2 separate regions of the Homo sapiens genome follow, and region 1 is linked to region 2. Evidence: chromatin loops called from intact Hi-C (ENCODE). Cell type or tissue: PC-3. All regions are shown on one strand. Each heading gives the region's core, and the rest is flanking DNA. Links, peaks and the distances in the headings are about the cores only.

Evidence for each region. Peaks named below come from ENCODE experiments on the same cell type or tissue, not always from the same donor. Only the 100,000 strongest peaks of a DNase experiment are listed, where the experiment ranks them.
Region 1: a loop joins it to region 2, with 9 times the contacts of the local background. A loop is called at or near these places in 6 of 110 quality-filtered maps.

The regions. Positions count from the first base shown.
Region 1 is chr1:172,423,244-172,435,097 of GRCh38, reverse strand. The region is part of intron 1 of C1orf105 (chromosome 1 open reading frame 105); the gene reads right to left. LOC102724528 (a long non-coding RNA gene) reads left to right here and starts at 11,742. Exons shown (of 3, transcript XR_001738294.3): 1 at 11,742-11,854. RefSeq lists an enhancer at 5,748-6,270. In PC-3, for the core only: a CTCF peak has its summit at 5,586 (motif pointing left); DNase peaks (open chromatin) are centred at 3,267 and 5,587; H3K4me3 peaks cover 461 bases; H3K27ac peaks cover 719 bases.
Region 2 is chr1:172,035,093-172,046,946 of GRCh38, reverse strand. It overlaps DNM3 (dynamin 3), which reads right to left. Exons shown (of 21, transcript NM_015569.5): 7 at 8,486-8,628; 8 at 4,803-4,938; 9 at 2,495-2,562. Among named protein-coding and RNA genes, the nearest start is that of MIR3120, 98 kb to the left of the region's middle. In PC-3, for the core only: a CTCF peak has its summit at 5,053 (motif pointing left); DNase peaks (open chromatin) are centred at 5,056 and 6,256; H3K4me3 peaks cover 849 bases; H3K27ac peaks cover 1,278 bases.

The DNA of each region.
Region 1 (11,854 bases), core at 2,486-10,485, 390 kb before region 2:
TTCTTCAATTTCAGAGCCTGTTATTGGTCTAGTCAGAGATTCAGCTCTTTCCTCGTTTAGTTGTGGGAGGGTGTATGTGTCCAGGAATTTATCCATTTCTTCTAGATTTTCTAGTTCATTTGCATAGAGGTGTTTATAGTATTCTCTGATGGTAGTTTGTATTTCTGTGGGATTGGTGGTGATATCCCCTTTATCATTTTTTATTGTGTCTATTTGATTCTTCTCTTTTCTTCTTTATTAGTCTTGCTAGCGGTCTATCAATTTTGTTGATCTTTTCAAAAAACCAGCTCCTGGATTCATTGATTTTTTGAAGGGTTTTTTATGTCTCTATCTCCTTCAGTTCTGCTCTGATCTTAGTTATTTCTTGCCTTCTGCTAGCTTTTGAATTTGCTTTTGCTTCTCTAGTTCTTTTAATTGTGATGTTAGAGTGTTGATTTTAGATCTTTCCTGCTTTTCTTGTGGGCATTTAGTGCTATAAATTTCCCTCTACACACTGCTTTAAATGCATCCCAGAGATTCTGGTATGTTGTGTCTTTGTTCTCATTGGTTTCAAAGAACATCTTTATTTCTGCCTTCATTTTGTTATGTACCCAGTAGTCATTCAGGAGCAGGTTGTTCAGTTTCCATGTAGTTGTGTGGCTTTAAGTGAGTTTCTTAATCCTGAGTTCTAATTTGATTGCACTGTGGTCTGAGAGACAGTTTGTTGTGATTTCTGTTCTTTTACATTTGCTGAGGAGTGCTTTACTTCCAACTATGTGGTCAATATTAGAATAAGTGCGATGTGCTGCTGAAAAGAATGTATATTTTGTTGATGTGGGGTGGAGAGTTTTGTAGATGTCTATTAGGTTTGCTTGGTGCAGAGCTGAGTTCAATCCTGGTTATCCTTGTTAACATTTTGTCTCGTTAATCTGTCTAATATTGACAGTGGGGTGTTAAAGTCTCCCATTATTATTGTGTTGGAGTCTAAGCCTCTTTGTAGGTCTCTAAGGACTTGCTTTATGAATCTGGGTGCTCCTTTATTGGGTGCATATATATTTAGGATAGTTAGCTCTTCTTGTTGAATTGATCCCCTTACCATTATGTAATGGCTTTCTTTGTCTCTTTTGATCTTTGTTGGTTTAAAGTCTGTTTTATCAGAGACTAGGATTGTAACCCCTGCTTTTTTTTGCTTTCCATTTGCTTGGTAGGTCTTCCTCCATCCTTTTATTTTGAGCCTATGTGTGTCTCTGCACGTGAGATGGGTCTCCTGAATACAGCACACTGATGGGTCTTGACTCTTTATCCAATTTGCCAGTCTGTGTCTTTTAATTGGGGCATTTAGACCATTTACATTTAAAGTTAATATTGTTATGTGTTAATTTGATCCTGCAATTGTGATGTTAGCTGGATATCTTGCCCGTTAATTGATGCAGTTTCTTCCTAGCATCGATAGTCTTTACAATTTGGCATATTTTCGCAGTGGCTGGTACCAGTTGTTCCTTCCCATGTTTAGTGCTTCCTTCAGCAGCTCTTGTAAGGCAGGCCTGGTGGTGACAACATCTCTCAGCATTTGTTTGTCCGTAAAGGATTTTATTTCTCCTTCACTTATGAAGCTTAGTTTGGCTGGATATGAAGTTCTGGGTTGAAAATTCTTTTGTTTAAGAATGTTGAATATTGGCCCCCACTCTCTTCTGGCTTGTAGGGTTTCTGCTGAGAGGTCTACTGTTAGTCTGATGTGCTTCCCTTTGTGGGTAACCTGACCTTTCTTTCTGGCTGCCCTTAACATTTTTTCCTTCATGTCAACCTTAGTGAATCTGACAGTTATGTGTCTTGGGGTTGCTCTTCTCAAGGGGTATCTTTGTGGTGTTCTGTGTATTTCCTGAATTTGAATGTTGGCCTGCCTTGCTAGGCTGGATAATATCCTGAAGAGTGTTTTCCAACTTGGTTCCATTCTCCCCATCACTTTCAGGTACACCAATCAAACGTAGATTTGGTCTTTTCACATAGTCCCATATTTCTTGGAGGCTTTGTTTGTTTCTTTTTACTCTTTTTTCTCTAAACTTGTCTTCTTGCTTTATTTCATTAATTTGATCTCAATCACTGATACCTTTTCTTCCACTTGATCAAATCGGCTATTGAAGCTTGTGTATGCATCACATAGTTCTCGTACCATGGTTTTCAGCTCCATCAGGTCATTTGAGGTCTTGTCTATGGTGTTTATTCTAGTTAGCCATTCATCTGTCCTTTTTTCAAGGTTTTTAACTTCCTTGCGATTGCTTAGAACATGCTTCTTTAGCTCAGAAAAGTTTGTTATTACTGACCTTCTGAAGCCTACTTCTGTCAACTCATTAAAGTCATTCTCTGTCCAGCTTTGTTCCATTGCTGGCGAGGAGCTGCGATCCTTTGGAGGAGAAGAGGCGCTCTGGTTTTTAGAATTTTCAGCTTTTCTTCTCTGGTTTCTCCCCATCTTTGTGGTTTTATTTACCTTTGGTGTTTGATGTTGGTGACCTACAGATAGGGTTTTGGTGTAGATGTCCTTTTTGTTGATGTTAATGCTATTCCTTTTTGTTTGTTAGTTTTCCTTCTAACAGTCGGGTCCCTCAGCTGCAGGTCTGTTGGAGTTTGCTGGAGGTCCACTCCAGACCCTGTTTGCCTGGTTATCACCAGCGGAGGCTGCAGAACAGCAAATATTGCAGAACAGCAAACATTGCTGCCTGATCCTTCCTCTGGAATCTTCGTCCCAGAGAGGCACCCACCTGTATGAGGTGTCAGTCGGCCCCTACTGGGAGGTGTCTCCCAGTTAGGCTACCTGGGGGTCAGGAACCCAATTGAGGAGGCAGTCTGTCTATTCTCAGAGTTCAAATGCTGTGCTGGGAGAACCACTGCTCTCTTCAGAGCTGTCACACAGGGACGTTTAAGTTTGCAGAAGTTGTCTGCTCACTTTTGTTCAGCTATGTCCTGCCTACAGAGGTGGAGTCTATTGAGGCGGTAGGCCTTGCTGAGCTGCAGTGGCCTCCACCCAGTTTGAGCTTCCCGGCTGCTTTGTTTACCTACTCAAGCCTCAGTGATGGAGGACGCCCCTCCCCCAGCCAGGCTGCTGCCTCACAGTTTGATTTCAGACTGCTGTGCTACAGTGAGCAAGGCCCCATGGGCATGGGACCCACCAAGCCAAGCACGAGAGAGAATCTCCTTGTCTGCCGGTTGCTAAGACCTTGGGAAAAGCACAGTGTTTGGGGCAGGAGTGTCCTGTTTTTCCAGGTGCAGTCTGTCACGGCTTCCCTTGGCTAGGAAAGGGAAATCCCCCAACCTCTTGAGCAATCCAGGTGAGGCGATGCCCCGCCCTGCTTTGGCTCACCCTCCATCGACTGTACTCACTGTCCAACCAGGCCCAGTGAGATGAACCAGATACCTCAGTTGGAAATGCAGAAATCACCTGTCTTCTGCATCGATCACGCCGGGAGCTGCAGACTGGAGCTGTTCCTATTTGGCCATCTTGGAATGGAAGCCTGCATCAATGTTCTTAGCTAGATCTTCTGGATAACTTGCAGCTTCCATATGAGCACTTGCTGCTTTAGTGTGCACTTTTATGTTACAGAGATGGCTGTTTTCCTTAAACCTCATGAATCAACCTCTCTTAGTTTCAAACCTTTCTTCTGCAGCTTCCTCTCCTCTCTCAGCCTTTGTTAAATTGAGAAGAGTTAGCGCCTTGTTGTGGTTTATGCTTTGGCCTAAAGGGAATGTTGTGACTGGTTTAGCCTTTTATACAGACCACTATAACTTTATCTGTATTAACAGTAAGGCTCTTTTAGTTTCTTATCATGGGAGTACCACTTTTAATTTCCTTCAATAACTTTTTATTTGCATTCACAACTTGGCTGTTTGTCACAAGAGGCCTGGCTTTCAGCCTGTCTCGGCTTTTGATATGCCTTCTTCACTAAGCTTAATCATTTCTACTTTTGATTTAAAATGAGAGATGTGCAACTCTTCATTTGAACAGTTAAAAGCCATTGCAGGGTTATTAATTGGCTTAATTTTGATACTGTTGTGTCTCAGGAAATAGGGAGGCCCAAGAAGAGGAAGAAAGACAGGGAAGAGCTGGTCAGTGGAGCAGTCAGAACACACACACATATCCACTAAGTTTGCCCTCTTATATGGGTATAGTTTGTGGTACCCCAAAACAATTGCAATGGTAACATCAAAGATCACTGATCACAGATCAGCATAACAGATATGATAATAAAGTTTGAAATATTGTCATAATTACCAAAATGTGACACAGGAACACAAAGTGAGCACATGCAATTGGAACAATGGCACTGACAGACTTGCTTAACACAAGGTTGCCACAAATCTTCAATTTGTAAAAAATGCTGTATCTGGCTGGGCGCAATGGCTCACACCTGCAATCTCAGCACTTTGGGAGGCTGAGGTGGGAAAATTGCTTGAACCCAGGAGTTTGAGACGAGCCTGGGCAACAAAGTGAGACTTCTGTCTCTACAAAAAATTTAAAAAATTAACTGGAGGTGGTGATGCGTGCCTGTGGTCCCAGCTGCACGAGAAGTTAAGGCAGGCAGATCTTGAGCCCAGGAGGTCGAGAATGCAGTGAGTTGTGTTCACATCACTGCACTCCAGCATGGGCAAAAAGCAAGACCCTGTCTCAAAAATAAATAAAAAAAGGTTTAAGAAAAATTGCAAATTAAAAATTCATTAAACGTTCTATTAAGAAAATGTCAAGCAATCCAGAGCCCTTAACTGCTGCCATCAGAAGGATGATGAGGCTCACCTGTGGCATGCCTCTTTGTGGGCTGCTGGCACAAGGATTCAGGCCTAGAAAACAATTGGTATAAAGTAGTATGACAGTTGTGGTGGGAAGTTACTCATCACTTAAATTCAGTGATCTAGTCAGTCTCTTATATTTAAACCACACTGAAAGGGTGCAAGTAGAATATGAATGATTTAGAGTTTTAGAGAATACTGTGGTGTGTGTGGGAAAGGGGGAAAGGTGAGGAGGAAAAGTTTACAGTAGCATTGGAATTAAATCCCAACCTGCCAAATATTTGCCAGCATAAGAAGCTGTCTGCCCTTCTCCCTCTACACCCCTTCCTCCCAGCTCTGCTTCTTATCACTCTAAGTTACAGGTAAGGCTGGAGGGTGGTGTGGCAAGTGAGATCAAGGACAGAGGAATGGGGAGGCAGCTTTGCTCACACTTCCAAAATGGTGCCAAGGATTAAGGATTAAAGTTGGTATGGGAGGGATTAAGAAGAAGTAGAGCAATAGGATGACAGGTGCACTTTATTTTGTGGCGTGATGCAGCTGATTTATGATTGGCATGTAACTAGAAGGCTTGTGCATCTGGCTGTAGCAACATGCCTGGTGTTCTGTGTGGAGATTGTATTGGTGTCAGTAAACTTTTGAGAAATACTTTGGGCAGCTGGGTTACATTGTGGATTTAATAATTCATACCAAGCATATAGAGGATGCATATTGAGCCATCATTTACATCCTCCAAGCCAAAGGCTCAAGGACAAGAAAAAGAAAACAAGTCAGCAGAGGGCATCAGTTACATAGTTATACAAAATTTCAAACCTGTTGTATTTAGGGAAACAGGGCTGGGACACAGTGCCATCTTGTGGAAGTGATTGATTTCCCTTTTTATAAGAGATGCAATTAGAGTCTTGAAATTCTTGCTGAATTGTGGTTTGGGAAATAACTACACCTGAATTAATGAGTCTGAGGTCTCCATAAATTCAGGAGGTAAATAGCATACTGGGGTTTGATAAATAATAGCACCTGTATTTTAGAGCACCCAATGCGTGCTAGGTAACGTGCTATGCACGTTGTGTGTGTATGTGTGTGTGTGTCTGTGTGTGTGTGTGTGTGTGTGTGTGTGTGTGTATATTTGTATTTACTTCTCACAGCAATCCTGTAAGAGGTTTTATTTCCATTTCACAGTTGAGACTGAGACTCAGAGTGGGTTAAGTATTGCCTAAGGCTATGTTACCAACTTGGGCTAATACTTTGCTTTTCTTACACAAAGCCTGTGCTTGTGCCTGAATGGAGCCCAGGACTGAAGGATAATGGTAGGCAGTTGCTTTTAATGCTTTGTCAAATTCCTCATCGTTCCCTTATCCCTTATTCTCTTCCCCCAGTATCCAACAGTATCCCCCAAAATCCAACAAAATATTTAGTATCTACATAAGCTTCCCTCTACTCACCTTCTACCATTCAGATTTTTATAGTGTGTGGCTTCAGGAATTTATTGTCAATAAATATTTTTTGAGTACTTACTGTATGACAAATACTGTTCTGTGTGCTTGGAATATATCTGTAAATAAAAAGGACAAAGGTTCTTGACCTAGTAGAGCTGACATTATAGCAGGAGGAGATAGATAATAAACATAAATGGAAGGTAGTAAGTGCTATGGAAAAAAGAAAAAAGTGGCATAGCATTAAATAAAGAGGTCAGAGTAGGTCTCATGGGAAAGGTAACATTTTACCAAAGACTTGAAGGAAGTGAGGGAGTAATTCAGATTCCCTGGGGAAGAGCATCCCAGTCAGAGGGAAGAGCTGCAGAGGAAAGAGCTGCTACAAAACCTTTGGGCAGAAGAATACCTGGCATGTGTGGGGAATAGCAAGGAGTGGCTGAAGTGGAGTGAGCAACAGAAGACGAAGTCGTAGAGGTAACGTGGGAAGCTAGATTATGTATGACATTGTAAGCTACTAGCTTAGGCTTTTACTCTGAGATAGGAGCCATTGGAGGGTCATGGAGAAAAAGAAGATACATATTTTGAAAGGCTCATTCTGGTTGCTGTAGGGCAAGAGTAGACACAGGAAGAAGCATTTGGAGGCTTTTGCAGTAATACAAGCAAGGGATAATGGTGGCTCAAAACAGAGGATGGCAGAGGAAGTGGCGGAAAATAGTCACGTTCTATATGTAATTTGAAAGTAAAGACAGTGGGGCTACCTGATGTATTAGATGTAGAGTGTGAAAGAAAGAGAAGAGTTATAAATTAAGGTTTTTCCCCTGAACAAACTGAAATATGGATATGTTGTTAACTGAGGTGGGGGCAGAGGGATGGTAACTGGAGATTTTGGGGAGGAAGATTAGGAGTTTAGTTTGGTGCACGTGGGATAGGAAATGTCTTGAAGACATTCAGCCTGAAATGTTGAAGGGAATATAGGAAATATGACCTTGGAGTTTGAGAGAGATGAAATTCAGATATAAATTCGGGATTTGTTGGCAATATAAATGATATTTAATGCTGTGAGACTGAATGAGATCACCAAGGAAATGGTTATAGACAGAAAAGGACCAAGAACTCCAAAGTAAAATGTTGAGGCGAAGAAGAAGCAAAAAGATTTGGACAGCAAAACCACTGAGGCAAGGGAAAAGCAAGAGAATTCTGTGTCCTGCAAACCAAGTGCTGAATGTGTCTCCAGAGAGAGTGGGTGATCAAATGTGATCAGATAAAAACATGATAAAGCAAGTAAGACAGCTGAAAATTGACCTTTACATTTAAAAGAGCAGGTTTTTGTTGGAGTGCTGGAATAAAAACCTGTTTGGTGTGGGTTTAAGAGAAAATAGAAGAGAAATTTAGCAGCAAGTATAGACAGCTTTATAGTTTTGCTTCAAAGGGGAGCCAGGAAATAGGACAGAAACTGAAAGGGAAAGTGAAGACCAAAAAAATGATAGCATGTTTGCACCCTGATTGAAATGAAATGGTAGAGAGTTGTTAGTTGATGGTGTGAGAGAGGGAAGAATTGCTGGGGAAATATTCTGGAGTACATAAGTGCACAAGTGCAAAGCCTGGCTTTCGACAAGGGCAGGGATGGTTGATCTATGGGAACAAGTGAGAAGACAGAGTAGATGAATACCGATATTAGTAAATGGGTAGATGAGGTGATGAGAGTCTTTGGGAGTTCTTTTCTGATTGCTTCAATTTTCTCAGGGAAGTTGGAGGCAAGGAATCAGCTGAGATTGAGGATAGGGGAGTGAGAGAAAAGGTGTGAAACAACTTAGGACATTGGGAGAGTGAATGAACAAGGGATGCTTAGTGTAACTGCTTGGCAGTATTAAGGGCTCACTTGAATATGGTGGTGATTAATTTAAAGTGAAACCAGTTATCCTGGCTTTGTTCTTTGCTTGTGTGTGTGCTTTCCAGACCATGTACAGTTACATGGGTGCAAACCAGAGTAGGTAGAGAGTTAGATTTACCCAGAATGGTGGTTTTAACAAATTGAGAGAAGGGCAAGGGAGACAGGTATATATGCATGGGCATGATGACAATGATTGACCATTCAATTTAAGTTGGGTAAGGAGAGTGAACCTCAAGAAGGGTGAAGGACAGAGGGCTGAGGGACAGCATAAAGGTGAATAGATTGGAGATCCAAGAGATTAAAACAATAGAAGTAGGCTAGAAAGATAGGATATAGAGATGAGAGAGTGGGGAAAGACAAGGTTTTAATTTTGGAAATGAGTAGCTGAGATAGAGTGGAGAGCAAGATCATTGCAAGATCTCACTACTTAGCACTCAAGTAGAAGAAAAAAAAAAAGACCATTGAAAGAGTGAAGTCAAGAAAATGAGAGGCAGGGTGAGGGTGGATTACCAAGAAGCGTATGAAAATCCCCAAGAATTAAAACAGGAGTATCACTGGAGGGAGTGACATTGAAACAGGAGCTAAAATCATCAAGAAATAAGGGAGAATGAATTGGGCATTGGTAGTTAAAAGCAACACATAGGGTCATGTAGATAGTGCTGTAATCTGATGCCATGAGGTTCAAAGCTGGGGGTTTTAGCGAGGAGGAAAGAAGAATGGTCTGAAAACAAAACAAAAAATGAGGATAACTACCCCACTTCAGGCTCAGCAGTGTGAGGGCTGTGGGAGACAAGCTGCCACCTTTGGAAAAGGATGCAGGGGAGGCAGTCCTTTCAGAGAAACTCTGGTTTGTTAGAGTAAGATTGTGAAGTGCATATCCAGAGAATAGGTTGAAGATACAGGGAATTTTGTTGATCATGGGCAGTGAATTATAGAGGAGACAGTGGAAGGGTTACAGAAATTTGGGAGAGATGGGAAGACAGAATAGGAACATACAGAACTGCATGGAAATTAGCGTGGAGAGTGGCCTAGAATCCAGGGGTTCTTGGATGATTGACACAGGCTGGGATAAAAGGTTAATGACATAAGTTCCAGTAAGTGTAAGGCAGATAGTAGTAGTGAGCGTGTGAGTGGGTGGGTAGGGAGGGGTGAATTTTGGGGGCTTCCTCTTCACCTTGAAGGAGATGTGTTCTCAGAATGTAGGCCTTTTCACATCCTCATGAGCATATTATTGCTCACTAATGGGATTAATGTGCTAGTTCTCTGGGTTATGTGCATTTTGACAAGGACCTTTTGGGGATAATATCACAAACCTCCTCAGAACAGTGCAAACTTCTAATAGCAAGCAGTGTCATTGTAGTGCTCTAAAAATTTTGATTTTGGGCAAAGTGATCAGAGCTTAGGTGAGAGCCAGGGTTTGACCAACATTCTGTGGAAGGTTGGGCCTGATAAGGCATACTCCTTTGGCCACCAAGAGGGCTCAGCTGCAGGGGAGAGGCAGATTAGAAACAGCTGAAGGCTTGTTGGGCCTGCTAGCTTAGACCACGCCTATACTTTTTGCTTTTTTTTCCTTTCGTAACTCACAGATGCCATCAATGTTGGTGTAACTTGACGAACAATAACCATCATCAAAAAATTAAAACATCATTTTCCTCCAGGTATATTACTGTGATTAATGAGATAATTCCCCAGAGGTGGGGTAGTCAGGAAGCAGCCATTTCCCAATTGGCTGGCATGTGCTCAGCACCACAAGTCTGGCAACACTATTTGGTGCTGCCTCCTTATGCCCATCAGGTAATGCTGGGGTAAAAGTACCCAAGGAAAGGGCTTAGAAAGACAAATGGCCTTTTCTGCCACCAAATGGAACCAACTGGCATTGAGAATCAAGTAACATCCAGTATGATCCTAAGGTCTTCTGTCCTAAACAGACTAGCTCTGTAATTCTTTGACCATAATACTACTAGGATGATGGAACAAATTGATTTTACCAATGCTGAGGTCCCTCAGGCTCCCACGAAACCTGGCTCAAGAGGAGCTGCTTCTACTTTACAAGCTCTGTTGGCTCACTGCTTGCCACTCCAGGCTGGCCCTGTGGCCTTGTGCTGGGCCCGAGTGACATTTGAACTCTGGTCAGTGAGAACACTGTGGGCCTCACACTCTTTTTAAGTTGCAAAATAAATAGATCTTTAAGACATTGAGCAGATTTTGTGGATGTAGCTGAGAATATTTTTGTCATTAAAAGAAAAAAAAAGAGGCAGAAGGAATCATCTCTTTGACTCTAACTTGCTCTCCATTGCCTTCTGAATGTACCCTCAGAGATAAGAACAAGGAGGCCGGGCACGGTGGCTCACACCTGTAAACCCAACACTTTGGGAGACTGAGGTGGGCAGATCACTTGAGGTCAGGAGTTTAAGACCAGCCTGGCCAACATTGTGAAACCCCATCTCTACTAAAAATACAAAAATTAGCCGGGTGTGGTGGCAGGCACCTGTAGTCCCAGCTACTCTGGAGGCTGAGGCATGAGAATCTCTCGAACCCGGGAGGCAGAGGTGGCAGTGAGCCGGGATCGTGCCACTGCACTCCAGCCTGGGTGACAGAGCAAGACTCCATCTCAAAAAACAAAATAAAAAAGAGAAGGGAATATAACCCCTAAAAGCCTGAGAGGCTAATTTTTTGATAATGTTATGTGGAACATCAAAATACTTTGTTAGTAGCTGTTTTGAGAGGCAGAACCCACATTAGTGACTTCTTGGTTACTGCCTTGCAGATCCTTAAGTCTCTTTGGTCTTCTGCGGCTTGCTTAGGCTTTCTTTATTATCTACCCATGGCTCATGTTCATGAGGTTCATTGAAGATGTGAACTGGGGCTGAAAATTGGGATGTGACATAATGTATGATAAAACTTGATTTGATTAAAAACCGAGGATGGGAGTAGGAGTTTATAGTGTTGACTCATCCAATAGCCTGCCACCTAGTCTGATCTTAATATGTTGACAGTATTTAGATTCAATAGTAACTTGTAGCATCAAAAACAATAACAAAAATATATAAAGATGGTCCCTGACATACAATGGTTCAACTTGGAATTATTCTTTTGTCCCCTCTATATATTTTCAAACAGCCTGGCTTCAAGCTCACTAATTCTTTCTTCTGCTTGATCAATTCTGCTAACAGCCTCTGATGGATGCATCCTTCAGTATGTCAATGGCATTTTTCAACTCCAGAATTTCTGCTTGATTCTTTTTAATTATTTCAATTTCTTTGTTAAATTTATTTGATAGAATTCTGAATTCTCCCTCTCTGTGTTATCTTGAATTTTTTTGAATTTCCTCAAAACAGCTATTTTGAATTCCTTGTCTGAAAGGTCACTATCTCTGTCTCTTCAGTATTGGTCACTGATGTCTTATTTAGTTTGTTTGGTAAGGGCATGTTTTCCTGGATGGTCCTGTGCTTGTGGATGCTTGTTAGTGTCTGGTCTGGGCTTGTTTGTACCTGTCCTTCTTCGGAATGTTTTCCAGGTATTTGAAGGGACTTGGGTGTTATGATCTAAGTTTTTGGCCACTGCAGCCATATCAGCATTAAGGGGTACCCCAAGCCCAGTAACGCTGTGGCTCTTGCAGACTCATAGAGGTACCACCTTGGTGGTCCTAGATAATATCCAGAATAATTCTCTGGATTACCAGGCAGAGACTCTTGTTCTCTTCCTTTACTTTTTCCCAAAGAAACAGAGTCTCTCTTCCTGTGCTGAGTTGACTGGAGCTAAGGGAGGGGTGATATAA
Region 2 (11,854 bases), core at 1,500-9,499:
TTTGCAGTTATATTTGACAAAAGCTGTATATGGTAATGAGTTTTACAAGTGAAGTAAAAATACTGTATTTGGCTGATTTCAAATACTGTATGACCCCAAAAAATGTAATTTGGTTCCACTGCATTTATCAGATAAACATGTCCAAATACCAAATCTGCCCAGCTAAAAAGCAAAACAGTTTCTACACCAAATGTATTCTGGATTTGGTGGAGAAGAAATAGAATAGGGAGCTTAGAAATCCTATCGATGGTAAAAGAAAAAACGTTAGATTTGGTTATAGATGTTTTCTCCTCTTCACTTTGTAAACTCGTATCTGCCCATACTATTTGAGATTTGTGGAGCAGATTGTCTAAATTTTTTTTTCTCTTTTTTCTTTCTTTTTTTTATTATTATTATACTTTAAGTTTTAGGGTACATGTGCACAATGTGCAGGTTAGTTACATATGTATACATGTGCCATGCTGGTGTGCTGCACCCATTAACTCGTCATTTAGCATTAGGTATATCTCCTAATGCTATCCCTCCCCCCTACTCCCACCCAACAACAGTCCCCAGAGTGTGATGTTCCCCTTCCTGTGTCCATGTGTTCTCATTATTCAATTCCCATCTATGAGTGAGAACATGTGGTGTTTGGTTTTTTGTCCTTGAGATAGTTTACTGAGAATGATGGTTTCCAATTTCATCCATGTCCCTACAAAGGACATGAACTCATCATTTTTTATGGCTGCATAGTATTCCATGGTGTATATGTGCCACATTTTCTTAATCCAGTCTATCATTGTTGGACATTTGGGTTGGTTCCAAGTCTTTGCTATTGTGAATAGTGCTGCAATAAACATATGTGTGCATGTGTCTTTATAGCAGCGTGATTTATAGTCCTTTGGGTATATACTCAGTAATGGGATGGCTGGGTCAAATGGTATTTCTAGTTCTAGATCCCTGAGGAATCTCCACACTGACTTTCACAATGGTTGAACTAGTTTACAGTCCCACCAACAGATTGTCTAAATTTTAAAACAACAAATAACTCAAGCATCATAACTCCTTTGTAAAATCACCCATCACATGCAAACTCAGTGTCAAGCTTTGCCTTCTCAGGGCCTGTTCCCAGCACAGTCTCAACTTGGCCCTTTGGCAGAGGCTGAACCACAAATGACAACAGGCAGGGGCCACCTCCTTCGTATGAGGCAATCTATGTACTAGGCAACCTAAGTTTTATTTCCTTGAATTAAGGACACTGCAATTCAACATATGTTCATTAAGTTATGTTTAGCCTTCTGTACATGAAATGAATAAATATGTGCTTTAAAATCATTTGTTCTTATCATAGTTCTTTAAAGAAATTGTTGTGAACTGAATGTGTTCCCCTAAAACTTCATATGTTGAAACCATACCCTTCAATGTGATGGTAGTAGGAGGTAGGGCCTTTGGGAGGTAATTACATCATGAGGGCAGAACCCTCATGAATGGGATTAGTGCCCTTATAAGAAGAGGCCAGAGAGCTAACTAGCTTTCTCTCTGCCACATGAGGACAGAATAAGAAGACAGCACTGTGCAGGCCAGAAAAGGGATCTCACCAGAACCCGACCATGCTCACACCCTGACCTAGGATTTTCAAACTCCAGAACCGTGAGAAATAAATTTCTGTGGTTTATAAGCCACCCAGTCTGTAGTCATTTGTTACAGCAGTCCAAACAGACTAAGATGGAAGGTAATTTAGAATAATCTCACTTTAAACAAGGGGAAATTCAGACACAAGTTCTACCCCACCCCCAACCCCACCCAGCTCAGGTCCCTCTGCTCTCCTGACTGCATTCCTCAAGCCAGTCCCAATGCATATGCATGACTCTTGGCTCCATGGATATATACTGTGCCCGCTCACCTCTTTGCCTTTGGTCATCCCACCCCTTCCACCGGAAAGCCCTTTCTTTTATCCTCAACAACCTCCATTCCATCCTTCCATCCTCTCCTGTCTCATCACACTGCTGCCCACTTCATATGCACGCTCCCACATGTGCAAGCACACATGCACACACAACACCTCCTGGCCTGTTGAAACCATCCTCCCCACAGGAAAGGATAAACTTGAAAGTAACAACCTCCATTAATCTTTCCCAATCTTGCTCCACAACACTAGTCAAAATTAATCTGTCCCTTCTCTGGTGTAAGTAATGATTAATTATGAGCATGTCTGGCCTCCCTCATGAAAAATGAAGGCTCTGGAGAATGGGGTCTTGCTAATCTGCGAATCCCCTATTGTGCAGAGTACAGGCTGGAAATGCAGAAAATGTTTTTGCTTTTTCACTTGGAAAAAACTGACTACAGCAATACAGGAAGTTACCATTAAACCCCAAAGTAGGATTTCCTGTTTCTTACTCCCACCTCTGTATTCTACCCTATTCAATGATGAAAAGACGAGTTTCCTAGCCATTTATAAACATTAATTTTCTTTTGGTAGCTTGAACAGATGACAAGAAAAATGTGAATCACTTGCCTGATACCATGTATGTTTTTGATTGCATAGCTTATTTCTCTTCGCAATTCTTTCTCATTGAACTCCATCTGCAGATGCAAAATGAGCCATAGTTATGACACTTAATTCCTTTGAATAATATTGTTGAACATTACAGAATGAGAATAACTTGACTTCATTATTAATAAGTGGATACTCATGTCTTTCCTAACCTAAACCCAGATGGTCAAAACATCTGTTTATATAAATTTCAAGGCAACACAGAACACTAGGGATTTTGGGGAGCTTGGGGGCAGTGGATTTTAACTCTGTTATAGATATGGAGTGCTATGCATAAGGATGCCTTCTGGACATAAATCTAGCCATTCATTTGAAATGTATAATTCTTCATTCTTTTGCTGAATATGGTAAATTTGAGGGCACAGAAGAATGCATAAATGAGAGTTTCACCTGCTGTGCAGTAGCAGTACAGATGTCCTGAAATTAACAATGGCTGTCTTTTGTCCCTGGCCACTTAAATCATTTGAGTTAAAGGCCTCTTTGTAAAAGAAAATTAGTAATATTTTAAAAAGACAACACAGGATAGATTACAAATATTTCTCAGAAGCGCTAGGTACCATAAATCTATTTGGAAGTAGGACCAAAGTGTCACAGAGCTTAGACCTCGAAGGGATAGCCCAAGAACATTGAGTTCAACCCTGACCTCTGAGATTTGGCCTCTCCGGCTTCATTGTCTGTCCATTTCCTCCCCTCACAGCTTATGCCCTAGAATGACGAATTGTTCTAGGTCTCTACCCATAACTGATGGCTTCATAGCTCATTCCTCTCCTGTCTGGATCACCCCCTCCTGTAGCCTACCTCTTCCTGCTTAACTAGCTGCTCATCCTTCCAAACTCAGCTCAGAAGCCTGGCTCCCTTACACACTTGAGCTGGGATTCATGTCTGTGGGCTGTGTTTCCATAGTACCCTTTGCTGAAGTTTATCACTTTACTTAGCACATTTTTAATGAAATTATCTATTTACCCATTTGCCTCCCACACGAAGACATAAGCACTCACCTCTCTGTTTGAGACAAGTAGCATGGTCCCTAAAACTACTCAACTGCCTATTGGGCATTTTACGCTTAGCACATCCAAAACAGAACTCCTAATTCACTTCTCCATACAAACAGAGGTTTTCCTCCATTTCCCTCATCTGATGGGCACTACCACTCCCTCAGCTGTGAAAGCCAAAACCTTGGAAGTCATCTCAAAACTTCCCTTTCTTCCATTCCCCCATTTCAATCGAAGCCCTAGCAACTTTATCTCCAAAACCCCAAAGCCACCCATCTCTCTATCCTTTCTTGCTGGGGCACTTTTACTGGAAAGCTAAAGAAGTTTAATTCTCAGCATTTCCCCCTTGCACAAGCCTCTTCCAAGACCCTGGGCCTGTGTGTTTATAATTTTGTATTCTTCTTCAAGGGGGCCTGTAAAATTGTAGAAGCTTCAGACTCCACAGAAAATGAATCCACCCCTGGTCTGGCCTACTGTTCTCCTCACTCTCTTGGCTCTTTACAATCCAGCAGGCATACTATTCTTCTAAAATCATCAACAAATCAAGTCACATTACTGCTTAAAACCCTCCTGTAACTTCCCATTGTTAAGTATAAAGACTTTACCTCAACCTAGAAAGCTTTGTGTGAACTGGACACTTCCTCCCTCTCTGAATTCACTTCATGCCCCTCTCCTTCATCAGCCACATCTGTTCTTCACCTGTCATACTTTAGTGCCTTACCCGAGGTTGCTACTTCTGCCTTGAACAACCCCTTTCCCCCAGATCTTTACCCAGTTGACCTCTTCATGCCATTCTGGGCACAGTTTAAATGTCTCCTGCTCAGACAGAATTTGCCTGATTATTCCATTAAAAGTGGCTCACCCATCCCCTCTCTCATATCATGTTACATAAAAACATTTGAAACTTTCGTATTTTGTCTATTTGTTAATTTTCTGTCTTTCCCCACTAGACAAGCAAGGGTCTTCTCTGTCTTAATCACTGGCACCTAGAAATGTGGTGCATAGTACATGCTTAAGAAATATTTTTAAATTAATTAGACAACAAACTAGGAAACTCAATTAGTATTTGTGTTTGAAATGTAGTTAAATCTCATTAAATAAAATCAGAATCATCAGTAAGAACATATTCCTCTCCTGAATTTCATTACCTGAATATGGAGGTTTTGTTCAAAGAACTATGTTAGTTCTATACCACTCACACAATATTGTATTAAGTTGTATAAAACAGAATATGGAAGTGAAGTGAAACTAAGAAAAAAATAACGTTTGACACAAACCTTTACTATCTCAAAAGGAAAGCGTTCATGAAAAATACGATTGATTTTAGCACCACCTGAGAGTTCCAGGGTATCTACTTGATCCCCTGACCCTTCAATTCTCTTCTCAAAGTCCACAGCAAATTGCTGAACCATCCTGTAATTGTTAAAGAGAAATAGATTCAAGTCAAAGTTACAAGCCTTTGCACTCTTCATTTTCTTTTCCTATGATTATTCCTTAGAATCCTTTTCCAGGTGCTCTTAGTGGCACCTACTGGCAGAGTTAACATTGCACTCTATGTAGTACTCACAGTGTGATTATACAAAATACACATCATTAAGATTTTAGACATTTAATTAGAATAAATATTTAAATATAGTTGTCTTTCAATGCCTTCTGTTCATTTGATTGCAGTCATAAAATGGTATTTAAAGAACACTTGAAATAGAGAGTTAATCAATTAAACTTTATGTAGAATAATCAAATGGACCTGAACTCCTATGACATCACAACCACCTAGTGTCCCAAATGCTCCAGCTCTATTACTCCCCCAATGTCACAGCCTCAGTCTCTCCTCACATTCATCCCTAGGTGATCTCAAGGTTGCCATAGCTTCAAGGGCTATTGAGAAATAGTTTCTCCACACCTTCCGCTTTAGCCTATAACTCTCAGAAGAGTGAGTGGCCCATATGCTCAACTGTACTGGATGTTTATTTCCTCTTAGCTGCCTTGAACTCAACACACTTAAAACAACCTCTCAATTTCTTTCACTCCCAAACCTGCTGATCCTCCTGCATTCCCAAGTCTCTCCTCATGGTGGATGATACCACCCACCCCAGGCAGGGAATCTGGGGCATCCAGCATACCTCCCTTTCCCTCACCCAACAGTTGCAGGGAGCCACCAGTTGTAGGTAATTTCTTCTCCATTACAGCTCAGCTGGTTGAGCTCTTCCTCCTCACACCTACTGACACTGCCTTGGTTCAGCTCTCAGCAATGCCTCCCAGCATCACTGAAGGCTCCTCTAGATGATGATCCTGCTTTTGAGTTTATCTTTGTCAAAGTCAGACCTCACCCTATCAGAATAACATAGATTTGTGACCCCTCTAAACTAGCTCTAGCCTTGTTTTTCAATGGATCCCCACAATTCGATAATACAATCAAAACTCTTTAGCCCATCTCCCAGCATTTTATGGTCTGGCTTTGGCTGCCTCTTCAGCCCCATCTCTTACCACTCATCCAACTCACCTTCCAGCCAACCATAAGGAAGCCATTGCAGTTCCCCAAATGCACCATGTCCCTGTGCTTTTACACTTTTCTTTCTGCTCAGAACACCATTCTCTCTGTCCCTTGCTGCTTTGCCTGACTAATTTTTACGTGTTCTTTAAGACTCAGCTCAAGCATTGGTTCTTCCCAGAAACTTTTCATGATCCATGACTCTATCCGGCACCACTCCTCATCGCCCCTCCTCTGCATCTTCAGCGTGTTTCCTGCAGAGCATTTGGCACAGTACATTAACATTGCCATGTCTATTAGTCACTCTCCTAAGGGCAAGGAATGTGTGTTTTCTTTACCTTTCCCTGCTCAACATAATTGGGAGATTTAATAAATATTTGTCCCAGGAAAGAATGAATTACCTTACACTGGCTGCTTGAAAGAAAGAAAGAAAGAAACACGAAAAAAAAAAACCAACTATTTTCATTTGTGATTACCAGGTTTAGAAACTCCAATTTAAACATACTGGAACTACTTTCAAATTCAAAATCTAAAAGGGAAAAAATTCAAACTATCTAAAACTTGTATCTTTTCATTCCCTTCCATCAAAATCATGGATGAATGAAAAGTAGCTGCAAATTATTTAGGCCAAAGAAGCTAGACTGTAATTGGATTTAGTTATGTTCATGTATATGCTAATTTTATTTTTTAAAAACACCTGGAGAGGTATGACATACACACTGAAACATGAAAAATTTTTCAGAAAGTGTACTTCTAGCTGCTCCTTCCCTTAAACCCTATACCTCAGCCACCTGGCCCATTTACTAATCCGAGAACAAATGTTACCAAAGTTCTCATGATTCTCTTGCCCTCCTCCTTCCACATGACAAGGTCCTCTCCTACCACAGGCCCTCTGTTTTCTCTGCAAATTCACATCCTTCCTCACATGTAACTGCTTCCTCATCCGGGCTCCCTTAATATTTTACACTTACAGAAACATAGCATTTATTAGCTTTAACACAATTAATTGTGTTAAATTGTGTTAATTTTTATGTCTGTTTTTCCCTACTCTACTGGGACTTCTTGAGGGCAAGAATCTTATTATCATTCATTTCACAGAACCAGACACTGAGTGCATGAAGAGATTAGAGGAAGGAGGAAGAACAGAGAAAGGAAGGCAGGAGGGAAGGATAGAAGAGAGAAAAGAAATAGGTCAGAAAGAATAGGGCCATAAAGAAGGAGCTGAATCAGCCCTCTGCAAATCAAGAATCTAGCTGTGAAAAGTTCTGTAATCTGAGTCCAATAAAGTCACAGAGGCAAGACCCGGTATTTGCAAGCAGAATAGTTTTAGTTGGATATTAAGATAATGACCTAGGGCCTAAACAGAAATAGCTTTCTCTGTAACTTGAAGAGTTTTTGCAAGAGCTCAACAAAACCCAAGAACGAAAAGAAAGAATAAATTAGGAAAGAGTTATATCTGAAAAAAAAAAAACTCTTTCCTTTGTATAATATTTTTAATGAGGAAATATAGGATGAAGCAATTAATATTATATTTAAATATTTGAGCATTTGGGAATCTCCTCACAAAGAAAGAAATTATAGTGTGCACTTTGAATGCCAATTGAAGGATGCTTTGATTGCCACGCTGCTGGGGAGAAAAGTGCGCCATAAGAGGTGCCAAACATCATCTTCGGAGGTAGACCTTGGGTATCCTGCAGTGTGTGCTGGGCAGGGGAGCCTTCCTGTTGAGAGGGACTTGACACAAGTGGCAGCACAGGATAAAGGAACTGATGGAGACAGAAGGATTTGAAGGAGAGAAGAAAGTGTAAGATATAAAGAGCTAGGAATTCTCTAACAATTCTCTGCTATCCTACCCCAAGACACCACAGGAATAACTCTAGTAACCCAAAGATAAGATGGGAAGATCATGAAGGGGTGAAAAGATGCTTGGCAGTTTCACATTTACATTTTCAAAGGACTACATTAAAATCATTATGTAAAAGGAAAAAAAAAAACTACAGCCTTATTGTTAGAACTTTTAAATTAAACCCTTGGTTCTCATTCCACTGAAAAATGCACACAAATAAGTTACATGAAATAATTGGAATAAAGGATAATAAGTACAATTGACATCCATAGAAACAGCTGAAAAATACAAATGATATTTGCATCTGTATTTACCCACTTCTAAGACAAGGGACAAAAATTCCTGCTGGGTCATCCCTAATGGTTTTACTCACTTAATCCAGTTTTAAAAACACAATTTAAATGGGCATGAGGATGCTCAACTGGTAAGTTGATAATAACAGAATAATACCAATAATTCTTGTTCAACAAAGCATAAAAATTCAAGAGTTATCTTGTATCATATAGATAGCCTCATATAGTTTACTTGCTACCTAAGAAGCAACGTGACAAATAGACTAAGGCAATAGAAAACTAAAGAAATTAGATTAAAATGCTGAGCCAAGGAAGGGAAAGGTGACCTACTGCAGCAATGCTTTGGTCTTCCTTGTTGGGTCTTCTGGTTTGAAATTTTTGTAGGCTTCTACTTCATGTTCTATGGAGAGCAACTGTCCCTGTAGTTTGTTCCTGAAGTTTGGTAGGGTATCCCGAATGTGGTTGGTAAGTTGCTAAACAAAACAAAATGATACACACAGATTGAAGATTGAATCATATACACAGATTAAAGATTAACTCATGAGACAAAGATCCGCCTCCATTGTTTTTCTAATAATTCAAAATTTCAAACATTATGTCTGCATTTGACATTGACTATTATGTAGATAGGGAGAAGGAACACCAACTCCCTCCTCCACTGCCCTTCAGAGATGCTCAAAATTCCTTCATTTAGAGTCACTCACTTGAGCTATCTCTTTAAATCCAGGAAGACCCTGTTAAAATGCAGCTAATGTTACTAATGAGGCTGCCCAATAACACCTTAGCATGGATTGATTTACCAGGTCTCCTACCTTGTAGAAAGGAACCTTAAGTTAGAATGTGATAGAAATGAAGGAAGCTAGGAGTCACAGCTGCTACCCGGTGTTCTCAGGACTAAGTGGTTTACCACACTGATGAAGCTCAGGTAGCCAAGGTGCTAGAGGCACCTGTCAGCTGTTAATTTTCTCCACATTCTTCAGCTGAGGCAGAAACTTACTCATACTTCCATCTCTAGATCCCAGTGCAACTCCATGACTGAGTAAGGGAAAGCTCTCTCTGCTATTGAAGGCTTGACATAACCATCTACTTGGCATTTCCACTGAGATCAGCAGGCACCTCAAGCTCAGTACAATGAAAACTTTTCCAAGAACCTAAGAGTGCATGATTAATTAAGAACAAAGGTGAGATAAAAACCCAGATTGTTTAGGTCTTACAGCCTTTCTATTACAATGCAGTTAAAGAAAAGTCTGAATTAAAAGAAAAAACAGATAATCTTGAACTTCCTAAGTGATGAACTTGAAATCAATGAAAAGAATATAAACTTCCTAGAAATGCAGAAAAAAGAAAAAATATTAAAATTAAGGAGAATTTGTTAATCCAGTCTATCATTGTTGGACATTTGGGTTGGTTCCAAGTCTTTGCTATTGTGAATAGTGCTGCAATAAACATACGTGTGCATATGTATTTATAGCAGCATGATTTATAGTCCTTTGGGTATATACCCAGTAATGGGATGGCTGGGTCAAATGGTATTTCTAGTTCTAGATCCCTGAGGAATCAAGACACTGACTTCCACAAGGGTTGAACTAGTTTACAGTCCCACCAACAGTGTAAAAGTGTTCCTATTTCTCCACATCCTCTGCAGCACCTGTTGTTTCCTGACTTTTTAATGATTGCCATTCTAACTGGTGTGAGATGGTATCTCATTGTGGTTTTGATTTGCATTTCTCTGATGGCCAGTGATGGTGAGCATTTTTTCATGTTTTTTGGCTGCATAAATCTCTTCTTTTGAGAAGTGTCTGTTCATGTCCTTTGCCCACTTTTTGATGGAGTTGTTTTTTTCTTGTAAATTTGTTTGAGTTCATTGTAGATTCTGGATATTAGCCCTTTGTCAGATGAGTAGGTTGCGAAAATTTTCTCCCATTTTGTAGGTTGCCTGTTCACTCTGATGCTAGTTTCTTTTGCTGTGCAGAAGCTCTTTAGTTTAATTAGATCCCATTTGTCAATTTTGGCTTTTGTTGCCATTGCTTTTGGTGTTTTAGACATGAAGTCCTTGCCCATGCCTATGTCCTGAATGGTAATGTCTAGGTTTTCTTCTAGGGTTTTTATGGTTTTAGGTCTAACGTTTAAGTCTTTAATCCATCTTGAATTAATTTTTGTATAAGGTGTAAGGAAGGGATCCAGTTTCAGCTTTCTACCTATGGCTAGCCAGTTTTCCCAGCACCATTTATTAAATAGGGAATCCTTTCCCCATTGCTTGTTTTTCTCAGGTTTGTCAAAGATCAGACAGTTGTAGATATGCGGCGTTATTTCTGAGGGCTCTGTTCTGTTCCATTGATCTATATCTCTGTTTTGGTACCAGTACCATGCTGTTTTGGTTACTGTAGCCTTGTAGTATAGTTTGAAGTCAGGTAGCGTATACACCATGGAATACTATGCAGCCATAAAAAATGATGAGTTCATGTCCTTTGTAGGGACATGGATGAAATTGGAAATCATCATTCTCAGTAAACTATCGCAAGAACAAAAAACCAAACACCGCATGTTCTCACTCATAGGTGGGAATTGAACAATGAGAACACATGGACACAGGAATTGGAATATCACACTCTGGGGACTGTTGTGGGGTGGGGGGAGGGGGGAGGGATAGCTTTAGGAGATATACCTAATGCTAAATGACGAGTTAATGGGTGCAGCACACCAGCATGGCACATGTATACATATGTAACTAACCTGCAGATTGTGCACATGTACCCTAAAACTTAAAGTATAATAATACTAAAATAAAATAAAAAAAGAAAAAAAAAGTAAGGAGAATTAACATATCCAGATTGACTGAAGAAACTATTTTAAGTCATCTTTATGTTTATCTGAGGTTAGCTGAATATATTTATTAAATAAATCTAGAGTTATTTGTCAATAGTTTATAACTGTATTACCCCCTTGCTTGCAGTAATAAATTATTGTTAGCACCCTGGCATGCGTTGCTGTTCTAACTATGAAGCAGGCAACAAAAGAGCTGAGAGGACAGCATTCCCGACAGCAACGTCACAAGAGACAAGGACCCAAATCTAACAGAACCAGCAACCACAAGAAACCAGCAACCAACTGATTGCCATGTGAACTGGTAAATAATAAAAATACCTGATTTCCACCTTTTGCTTCTCAGACATCTCCAGAGCAAAGCAATACTGCGGCTTTCTAAAACACTTCTTCCCCTGGCTTCCATAATTCCAGCTCCTCTCATTTTTCTGCTATCCATTCTGGATGTATCTTCTCTATTTCCTTGGACAATTCACCCTCTTTGCCAGAAGAGTAATTATTGAAATTCCTCAAATCTGGGTCCAAGGCCTCTTTTTTATTTACTCTCTGTTCTCTCTTAAGGGAATCTCATTCCATCCTGGCTTCAATAAACATCCAAATACCTATAGCTGTAAGATGTTGTCTCCAAACAAGATTTATCTTTGCTGTGGCATGCATATTTGACCAGTTGATTGACTTCTCCTCTTGGATGTGTCAATGATATCTCAAGCTCAACATGTCCAAAATCAAGTATTTGATCTTCCCTTCAGGGTTCCCCATCTTGGTGACTTCATAAGAATCTGGAAACCTGAGACGTAACCTTGACTCTACCTCTCCCATTACCCAACAGCTCTAATCTACCACCTAGTCCTCAATTTTCCTGAACATTTCTCAAAC